Linked DNA regions of Homo sapiens: region 1 is linked to region 2. The links are chromatin loops, found by intact Hi-C in ENCODE. Cell type or tissue: transverse colon. All regions are shown on one strand.

Region 1 (5,000 bases), 340 kb before region 2:
AAAAAAAACTTCTATTCATTTTTCAGATCTCAGCTGGCTGTTCTTTCTTAGCTGTGGCTGCCCCCACATGTAGGGCCTCCTCTCCTGCCTGATCCCGAAGCACTCCCACTTTCCTGTTACTTGCAGGGCTGTGAGCATCAGTTTATTTGCCCTCAGCCCTTGGCACACCACAAACTCCTGGAGGTCAAGGATGACTTCGGTTTGGTTCATAGTTCATAACTCTCTGCCAAGCACATGACATTCTGCCCAGTACATCGTAGGAGCTGGAGAAATAGCGTAGTAAATAAAATTATGTAAATTAAACTTAATTAAAATATTCATTTTTAGAAAAACAAAAACAAGGCTGATAGGCCATTGGTGAAATTGACAAAAATGAACTAAAATTTGCCTAATAAATAAAATAGAACACGTTATTCAAAAACATTTGAAGGCTGGGTGTGGTGGCTCACGCCTGTAATCCCAGCACTTTGGGAGGCTAAGGCGGGCAGATCACGAGGTCAAGAGATCGAGACCATCGTGGCCAACATGGTGAAACCCTGTCTCTACTAAAAATACAAAAATTAGCTGGGTATAGTGGCAGGTGCCTGTAGTCCCAGCTACTCAGGAGGTGGAGGCAGGAGAATCACTTGAAACCGGGAGGCGGAGGTTGCAGTGAGACGAGATCACGCCACTGTACTCCAGCCTGGCGACAAAGCAAGACTCTGTCAAAAAAAAAAAAAAAAAAAAAAAAGAGCTTTTGAAGAACATGAATAGCTAAACCTACCCTACTGTATAAAGAATGTTGGAGGCTGGGCGCAGTGGCTCATGCCTGTAATCCCAGCACTTTGGGTGTTCGAGGCAGGCGGATTGCCTGAGGTGAGGAGTTCGAGACCAGGCTGACCAACATGCTAAAACCCCGTCTCTACTAAAAATACAAAAATTAGCCAGGCATGGTGGCGGGTGCCTGTAATCCCAGCTACTCAGGAGGCTGAGGCAGGAGAATCGCTTCAACCTCGGAGGTGGAGGTTGCAGTGAGCTGAGACTGGGCCATTGCACTCCAGCCTGGGCAACAAGAGCGAAACTACGTCTGAAAAAAATAAAAAAAGTTGGAATTTTGATTGGAAAAAGTAACACTTCATAAGGGAACGTTTTAGTTTGTATTGATTTCAATTTTGCCAACTTTCTAGCATGTTCAGGATTCTTCCAGCAGCTTCTCAGACAGCATATCAGCTTCGGTTAGCTACTATTCAGACAATTGCATTTCATAATCAGCAATCAAAATTGTACTTTTCTGTTAAAGCTGTTAAAATATTCTTGCTTTTAAAAAAGCTGTTAAAAACACAATTGGAAAAGTCAGTGAAATGATCATTTGATATTTGATTATTCAGTGAATTAGTTTTAGGCAAATCGGACTGGCAGGCTGCAGAGGTGGCAACAGGCCAGAGGTCATTAGAGGACCAGGAAGCCACAGGAAGGTCACCTCGGCTACATTTTATAGCTCACAAAATGTTTTTACACACACACTACCCACTCCCCCCCCTCCACTGCCCCCATCACCCCGAGATGGAGTCTGTCGCCTAGGCTGGAGTGCAGTGGCACAATCTCGGCTCACTGCAACCTCTGCCTCCCGGGTTCAAGCAATTCTCCTGTCTCAGCTTCCCAAGTAGCTGGGATTACAGGCACCCGCCACCATGCCTGGCTAATTTTTGTATTTTTAGTAGAGACGGGGTTTCACCATGTTGGCCAGGCTGGTATTGAACTCCTGACCTTGTGATCCTCCTGCCTCAGCCTCCCAAAGTGCTGGGATTATAGGCGTGAGCCACTGCACACAGCCTATACACACACTTTTTTAAAAAAACTTTTTTATTTTGGGATTTTTTTTTTTTTAAGTTTTAGTCTTGCTCTGTCACCCAGGCTGGAGTGCAGTGGTGTGATCTTGGCTCACTGCAACCTCCGCCTCCCAGGTTCAAGCCATTCTCATGCCTCAGCCTCCCAAGTAGATGGGACTACAGGCGCCACCACACCTGGCTAAGTTTTGCACTTTTAGTAGAGACAGGGTTTCACCATGTTGGCTGGGCTTGTGTCGAATCCCTGACCTTAAGTGATCCTCCTGCCCTTGGCCTCCCAAAGTGCTGGGATTACAGGCTTGAGCCACCTCGCCCAGCCTGGAATAATTTTATATTCACAGAACAGTTGTAAAGAGATTGCAGAGAGTTCCTGAATTCGAACCCAAGTTCCAACCCTGCACCCAGCTGGCCCTAGTGCTACCATCTTACATAAGCACAATGCATCTGTCAACACTAAGAAATTAACACTGGTATGTTACTTTATTTAGAATTCCCTAGTTTTCCCATTAGTGGTGGGATTTTTTTTCTGTCCCAGGATCCTACCTTGCATTCAGTCATCATGCCTCTTGTAGTCTTCTCTCGTCTGTGACCATTTCTTAGATTTTCCTTGTTTTTCATTCCGTGGACAGTGTTGGGAAGGACTCGGTGTTTTGTAGAATGTCTGCTGATCTGGGTTTGTCTGATGTTTTCTCATGATTGTCTGGGATTACGGGTTTTGTGGAGTATAATGCAGAGGTAAAGTGCCTTGTCATCTCATCATATCATGGGAGGCGGGGGTAGTATTGTGGGAGGCAGGGGTATGTGAGAGCCGCCTGGCAAATCTTGCCTCTACCAGGGTGCTTAATGTTGTCACATGTTTGATTATCATAACCTGTAAAATAACTGGAAAAGTTAAGATTCTATTTTATCATTTCAATGATTTTTTTTTTTTTTAATTTTGAGATGGAGTCTCGCTCTGTCGCCTAGGCTGGAGTGCAGTGGCGCAATCTCAGCTCACTACAACCTCTGCCTCCCGGGTTCAAGCAATTCTCCTGCCTCAGCCTCCTGAGTAGCTGGGATTACAAGTGTGCACCACCATGCCTGGGTAATTTTTGTATTTTTAGTAGAGACGGAGTTTCACCATGTTGGCCAGGCTGGTCTTGAACTCCTGGCCTCAAGTGATCCGCCTGCCTGGGCCTCTCAAAGTGCTGGGATTACAGGAGTGAGCCACCACGCCAGCCTCAACAGATAATATTTTAGTGAGCAGTCATATATGCAGGCGTTGCTTAAATTGAAGTCATTCAGTATTAATGAGGAAGGTCAGATGAGATCCTGTACTTAAGGAGCTGGGAAACTGAGGATTCGAGAGTCTAAACAGCTTTACCCAATGTGGTCCAGGTTGTAGGTGGCAGAGCCAAAATTCAAACGCGTGTCTCACTTCAAAGGCTCTGTGTGTGTTTGTGTGTGTGTGTGTGTGTGTGTGTGTGTGTGTTTGCTTTTGCTCCATTGATTCCAAATAACAAAACAAAACCAAACAAAAACTTTGCTACAAAACCCTCACTCTGATCCTGATGCTATCTTAATTGTGATAAATGTGTTGTTTAATCTTCACAACAAACTCATGGAAAGGAACTATATGTAATCCCAGAGCTTTGGGAGGCCGAAGCGGGAGAACTGCTTGAGCCCAGGAGTTTGAGACCAGCCTGGAAAACGTAGTGAGACCTCATCTCTACAAAAAGTTTAAAAATTAACCAGGTCTGGTGGCATGTGCCTGTAGTCTCAGCTACTCTGGAGGCTGAGGTGGGAGGATTGCTTGAGCCCAGGAGTTCAAGGTTGCAGTGAGCTGTGATCGCACCACTGCATTCCAGCCTGGCCAACGGCATGAGATCCCTGTCTCAAACAAAACTAAACAAAACCAAAAGAAAAGGAACTACATATCCTTCCTTTTTCAGGTGAGGAAACTGAGCCTTTGAGTGGTTAAGGAACATGTTCAAGGTTATAAAGCTGGCGCATGGGCTGGGCGCAGTGGCTCATGCCTGTAATCCTAGCACTTTGGGAGGCCGAGGTGAGCAGATCACCTGAGGTTTCTACTAAAAATACAAAATTAGCCAGGTGTGGTGGTGCATGCCTGTAATCCCAGCTGCTCGGGAGGCTGAGGCAGGAGAATTGCTTGAACCCGGGAGACGGAGGTTGCAGTGAGCCAAGATTGCTGCATTGCACTCCAGCCTGGGCGATAAGAGAGAAACTCCATGACACACACACACACACACACACACACACACACACACACACAAAAGCTGGCACATGGCTGAGTTGGGACTGGAAACAGACTGCTGGGCTCGAGGGCCTGAGTTTTCTTCATCAGAACATCACACACATTTAAAAATGTTTTGAAAATGTATATGTTTATTTATATTGAGGTAAAATTTACAAAACATAAAATATACCACATTATGCAAAGCTGGAGGCCAATAAACAAAATATATGTAAAAAGAAGAAAAAAATTCAAAAAGAAAAACTATATTAAAGTGTACAATTCAATAGCTGTTAGTACACTGACAACGTTGTGCAACCACCACCTCTATTATCAAGTTTCAAAATATTTCCATTGTCTCAAAAGGAAGCCCAGTTAGGCCACCACCCGCCATCCTTCCCTCCCCTAGCCTCTGGCAACCACTAATCTAGCTTCTGTCTGTATGGATTTACCTATTCTGGGCATTCCATATGACTGGAATTATGTGGTTTTTGTGTCTGGTTTCTTGCCCTTAGTGTAACTTTTTTTTTTTTTTTCGAGACAGGGTCTTGCTCTGTCACCCAGGCTGGAGGGCAGTGGCGCAATCGCAGCTCACTGCAGCTCCGACCTCCTGGGCTCAGGTGATCCTCCTGCCTGCCTCAGCCTCCTGAGTAGCTGGGGCCCCAGGTGTTCAGCACAATACTCGGGTAATTTTTTTTATTTTTATTTTTTGAGGAGACAAGAAGGTCTTACTATGTTGCTCAGGCTGGTCGGGAACTCCTGGGGTCAAGTGATCCTCCCACCTAGGCCTCCCAAAGTTGGGATTACAGACGTGAGCCACTGAGCCCAGCTGGGACTTAGCATAATGTTTTTGAGGCTTACTCATGGTGGAGCATGGATCAGTGTTTCATGCCTTTTTATAGCTGAATAATATTCCGTGATGTGGATAGACCAACATATGG
Region 2 (5,000 bases):
TCAAGCTCATTGCAATGACACTCTCCTCTCAGGTTTACGGGCTCCTTCTTAGATTAATTATAATAATAATAGTGTTTATTGATTGAGTGCTTACTAAGCACAGGCAGGCACTGGACACTCTACACACCCTCCCTTCCTTCTGCTTCATTCCTTTCTCTGCTCACATTGTCTTCTTCTTCTTTTCATTTTGAGACAGTCTTGCTCTGTCACCCAGGTTGGAGTGCAATGCAGTGGCATGATCTCTGGTCACCTCGGCCTCCACCTCCCGGGTTCAAGCAATTCTCTTGCCTAATCCTCCCAGGTAGCTGAGATTAAAGGCACGTGCCACCATGCCTGGCTATTTTTTATATTATTAGTAGAGACATGGTTTCACAATATTGGCCAGGTTTGTCTTGGCCACGATATTGGCCAGTTCAAGTGATCTGCCGGCCTCAGCCTCCCAAAGTGTTGAGGTTACAGGCGTGAGCCCTCGCAACACTGTCTTCTTAAAAGCCCCTTCCCATACCAGTCTTAGGAAAGTGCACTTTCCTCCACCTCCAACTAAGCCCTTGCTCGGCTTCATTTTTCTTGCACAGCATTTAATAATCTGACATATTTTATACTTATTTGTTCAATCGTCCATCATCCGCTCCCTCTCCCCCTGCCACCCCCGTAACATAAACTCTAAGAGATCAGGGATCTTGTATGTTTTGCTCATTGTTATTTCCTCAAGACCTTGAACTAAGCCTGTTATGTAGGTGTAAGTATTTCAATAAATATTTAATTACATCAATTTAAATAATTTCATTTGATTTGGGCTACTTACCATATGTCACTTTACACTGTACTTTATCGTGTGAGTTTTGTGTTTTCACACTGAATTTGAAGCAATGTAAGGCCGACACCTATGGTTTATCTGTGTATGTGACCTCCCCGCCAGCACCTACTACTATATTGTACTTAGCACAATGTCCTATATTGAAGAGGCACTCAGGAAATAGTTGTTGATTTTAATCATCCTTCCAGACAAGGGAGCCAAGAGATGTTACAAAGTCAGGCTGGACTTATTGTCAGGAGGCACAGTCTTACCCTTTAGAAGTCACGGTGACAGGGCCATTTCATAATGGCTTTGTTTTATAAAGGTACTATTCAAATCTCAAGTGTGAAGAGCAACCATGAAGTTGGTTTATCAGTGTTCATTGGCATGAAATTGCAAAAAAAAAAAAAAGTCCAATTAGTTTATTAAATTCTTAATGGTGTCCCAAATAATGTTGTCACCAAAGAAAGAGAGGTTGTTTCTATAGGAAATACTTCACCATCAAATTTCTCTCTCTCTCTCTTTCTCTCTCTCTGTCTCTCGTGTGTGTGTGTGCAGCCTCGCTTTACCCATGGTATAGAGTTCAATTTTTCTTGTTGACTGATTAATTAAACTTTAAACACTTTTTGCTGTGGGTTTAATCAGCCATGCAGTCAGCCCAGTTCAGGCATTGACGAGTGCTGGGTGGTTCCTATTAGCTCTAGTTGTAACGAAGCATCCAGGTGCAGCAGCAGAAGGAATTCAGGGACCAGCTTTTTTCAAGGACTAATCCAGACTCCAAATTGTCATGTTTCTTCAGAGAGAGCCAAAAGGTACAATTTTGCATGAAATTTTCAAGGCATGAACAAGAAACTGTTAACAAACTTTCAACCAGTAATCTCCAGTGACTTAAACCTAAGGTAGCTAGATTTGTAGCTATTTGAAATTTTATTTAAAAGTTTTTCGGTGTTTTGATTGTTTGTAAGACATTGAAAAACTCCATAAATCAACAAAAACTGAAACTTAACCCTCCATACTATTAATTACATATTGCAGTAGACATTTTCCTTTCTTTCCCCTGTGTCCATTGCTGTTTCCCTTGATTGACAACACCTTGGTTTCAATTGTCTTATGAAGTGGATCCCCCTCCTTACTTTTGATCCACAGGATTCAGGAGAAGTCAACCCACACCAACCACCTAATGAGCATGCCACGCAAGCCCCAAAGCTTTTTTGGAGCACGTCATCCCCCTGGCCCCAAGGAGTGGTCCAGGGATGGGTTCCTGAGCCAATTCTGAAAAATAAGACTTGCAGAATTTCCTGGGAACCACCAGGAGAAAGCAGTACTTCCTTTCCTGCTGGTTCTCAATCTGGGGGACCACACCTCCATGCGGAGAGAATCTTTTGTAAATGAAGCCGGCACAGAGGAAAGTGGGTTGACTTCTGAATCCAGCCACACTTGAGATCTATCCTCACACTATTCAGTTAGAAGACCCAATGAAGTCCCTCTTGATGCTAATTTGAGTTGGGCTTTCTGTACTCTGAATGAAAGCAGTCCTGATTATTATATAAACGATATCCCTCCCCCTCGATGTGTCCCAGTAATTCAGAGTTCCCTTTTGGGGGCAGTTAAAAACTCAAGAACGAATGTCCATCACATCTTCATTTGAAAACTGCCCTGTGTTCCCGTAAAGAATTACAAGAAAGAATTTTACAGCAAGGATTCGTTAGTATAATTTGCTACAGCTTTTCATTAGCGGGAACCTACTCTAAATTAGTATCATCATTAAATAAACCATATGACAAGAGTTAGGTTTCTCCAAACTGTTCTTTTTTCCTCTAAAGAAATAGCTCAAATATCCGCAAGTATGTTGTCATTGCTCATGTAACACTTTAAATTATTGCAAAGTCATTGTTCTTTCATTTCCTATGCTCCAAGTGCTGGGTCACTCAGGGACTCCATGTGAGGGATTCCAAGATGACAACTTCATTAGAGAAGCAGTGCTGTCTGGGCCCCCAGTCCTTATGCAAACAGGCCCTTCTGAACACGATTGAGAGTTAGGAACAATTTTGAGCTCATTTATGCCACTTCGATATGATTGAAACTTAAGTGGGCTGGGTAACGCAGGTAAGGACAGGGTGGCCATCAGCAGTTTTGTCTTCATGGACCCCTCCTATAATACTAAACATTATCAATATTATGACAATAACAGACACCAGGGACTCCAAAGAGGGAGAGGGTGGGAGGGAGATGAGTGTTGAAAAGTTACCTATTGGGTACAATGTTCACTTCTGGGGTGACGGGTACACTGGCAGCCCAAACCTGATCATTATGCAACAAACCTGCACAGGTACCCTCTGAGTCTACGATGATAAAATATTTTCAATATTAAAAGTTCTTCTTTATTATTGTTTTAGACACAGGGTCTCACTCTGTCACCCAGGCCGGAATGCAGCGGCATAATTGTAACTCACTGCAGCCTCCATCTCCTGGCTCAAGCGATCCTCCCATCTGAGCCTGCTGAGTATTGGGATTGCAGGTAGGAGCGACTGTGTGGCTCATACCTAAAAATTATTCTTGATATTACTTTAAATGCATCAATGTTTACTTTTTTTTTTTTATTTCAGGCAAAATTTATTACACTTTGATGGGCCCTACAAAAGTAAAGCATTTTCTTTGACTGTGAATGTTCCTTTTATCCCTCTGATTCTAAAATAAAGTAAAACATTTCTGAAAGTTTCCTGAGCCTACAGTGCTTAATGGAGCCAGGGACCCTGAGTGGAGGCATCTATGGACCTCTTGTTTTGCTTTGCTTTGTTTCACACAAAAAGAGCTTTTATCTTTCATCGGAGGTTTAATTTTAAACGCCGATCTTGGGAAACTGTTTAGTGACCTGGGAAAGTTACTTAAAGTCTCTGGGCCTGTTTCCTCATATGTAAATTGAGCATAATAATAATCCCTACCTCACAGGGTTACAGCAAGGATTAAATGACTCAATTCAAGTAATGTGCTTAGAAGAGTCTGGCATACATAGCAAATCACTCAATAAATACTACCTACTAATACAACTGCTGCTGCTGTTTTTATTATGTCCAGATGGATTCTCTGAGAACATAATTATCCATTTGTTTTTTCTCTTTTTTTCTTCCTTTCTCTCTCTTTAATTACTAAAGGAATATTTCTTTAGAAACTCCAAACACTGCAGAAATATTTAAAGTAGGAACCCAATCTCATAAACCCCTTTGTCATCCTGCTGCCTGGAAGTAATCTCTGTTAAGAGATTTTGTGTGGACACACACACGGATATGCACACACTTTTTAATTGAGATTATATACGTCTTATTGATATGGACAGGAGACAGGGAAATACTGGATAGAAGAGGGTGGTCCTGAGCAAAGAGCCCCCCCATCAAGCCTGAAGACCTGAAGCTTTAAGTGGGAACAGGCATTTCTGTTCTTACACCCAAAGTGTTGCTTTTTGGTCCTCCATATCCCCCATCCTGTAGTCGTATAAACCCCAAACCCCAGGCTCCAAAAGCAGATGAGGAGACAAGGAGACAAGCAGATGGACGATGGAATGGCACGGCAGAGAAAGAGAGAAGGAACGTCTGAATGCTGACAGGAATTCATGTGGAAACGGTTGGAGTTGAGTTCAGCCACTGGACAGCCAAACTCCAGGGGAAGATCATTTCCCCACTCCATCCCCCTCCCAACTCCTCATCCAGCCCACTGAGAGCCACCTCCACCGCTCGATAAAATCCCTCATTCATCCTTCAAGCCCACATGTGGCCCGATTTTCCCTTGGATGCTGGGCAAAAGCTTGGGATACAGAAAGCTGTCACATTGGCTCTCTGCTCTTGCAAAAAGGCAGAGGGTCCATTGAGCTGGTTAACGCTCTAGCCATCCGTGGATGGCAGGGCTAAAACGGCACACTGCAACACACACCCACTCGGGCTCCTGCACCTGTCTGTCTGCGTGCTCCCCCACCCCTCAGGGGTTTGAGCAGTGGCAACGACCCAACAGGCAAGCCACACCCCTGTCTCACGTCCTGCGACGGGGATCTGGGAACTCTCCCGTTTCATTATTAATTTGCTTCTTTCCGACTTAACGCTACATCAAGGCAATGTTTCCAAATTGAAACGCATTTGTAGAGGGGGCCATCTTCTTCCTTTCCCCAAGTGGTTGCCACTGCCTAGGAAGTAGGTACTTCTGCTCTCCTGGAAGA

Evidence for each region. Peaks named below come from ENCODE experiments on the same cell type or tissue, not always from the same donor. Only the 100,000 strongest peaks of a DNase experiment are listed, where the experiment ranks them.
Region 1: a loop joins it to region 2, with 9 times the contacts of the local background. A loop is called at or near these places in 18 of 110 quality-filtered maps.

Annotation. Positions count from the first base shown.
Region 1 is chr20:53,550,457-53,555,456 of GRCh38, reverse strand. It overlaps ZNF217-AS1 (ZNF217 antisense RNA 1), which reads right to left and starts at 2,687. Exons shown (of 6, transcript NR_110051.1): 1 at 2,370-2,687. In transverse colon, no CTCF peak of the experiment used is centred here; no DNase peak of the experiment used is centred here.
Region 2 is chr20:53,209,905-53,214,904 of GRCh38, reverse strand. All of the region lies in intron 1 of TSHZ2 (teashirt zinc finger homeobox 2), which reads right to left. Among named protein-coding and RNA genes, the nearest start is that of TSHZ2, 240 kb to the right of the region's middle. In transverse colon, no CTCF peak of the experiment used is centred here; no DNase peak of the experiment used is centred here.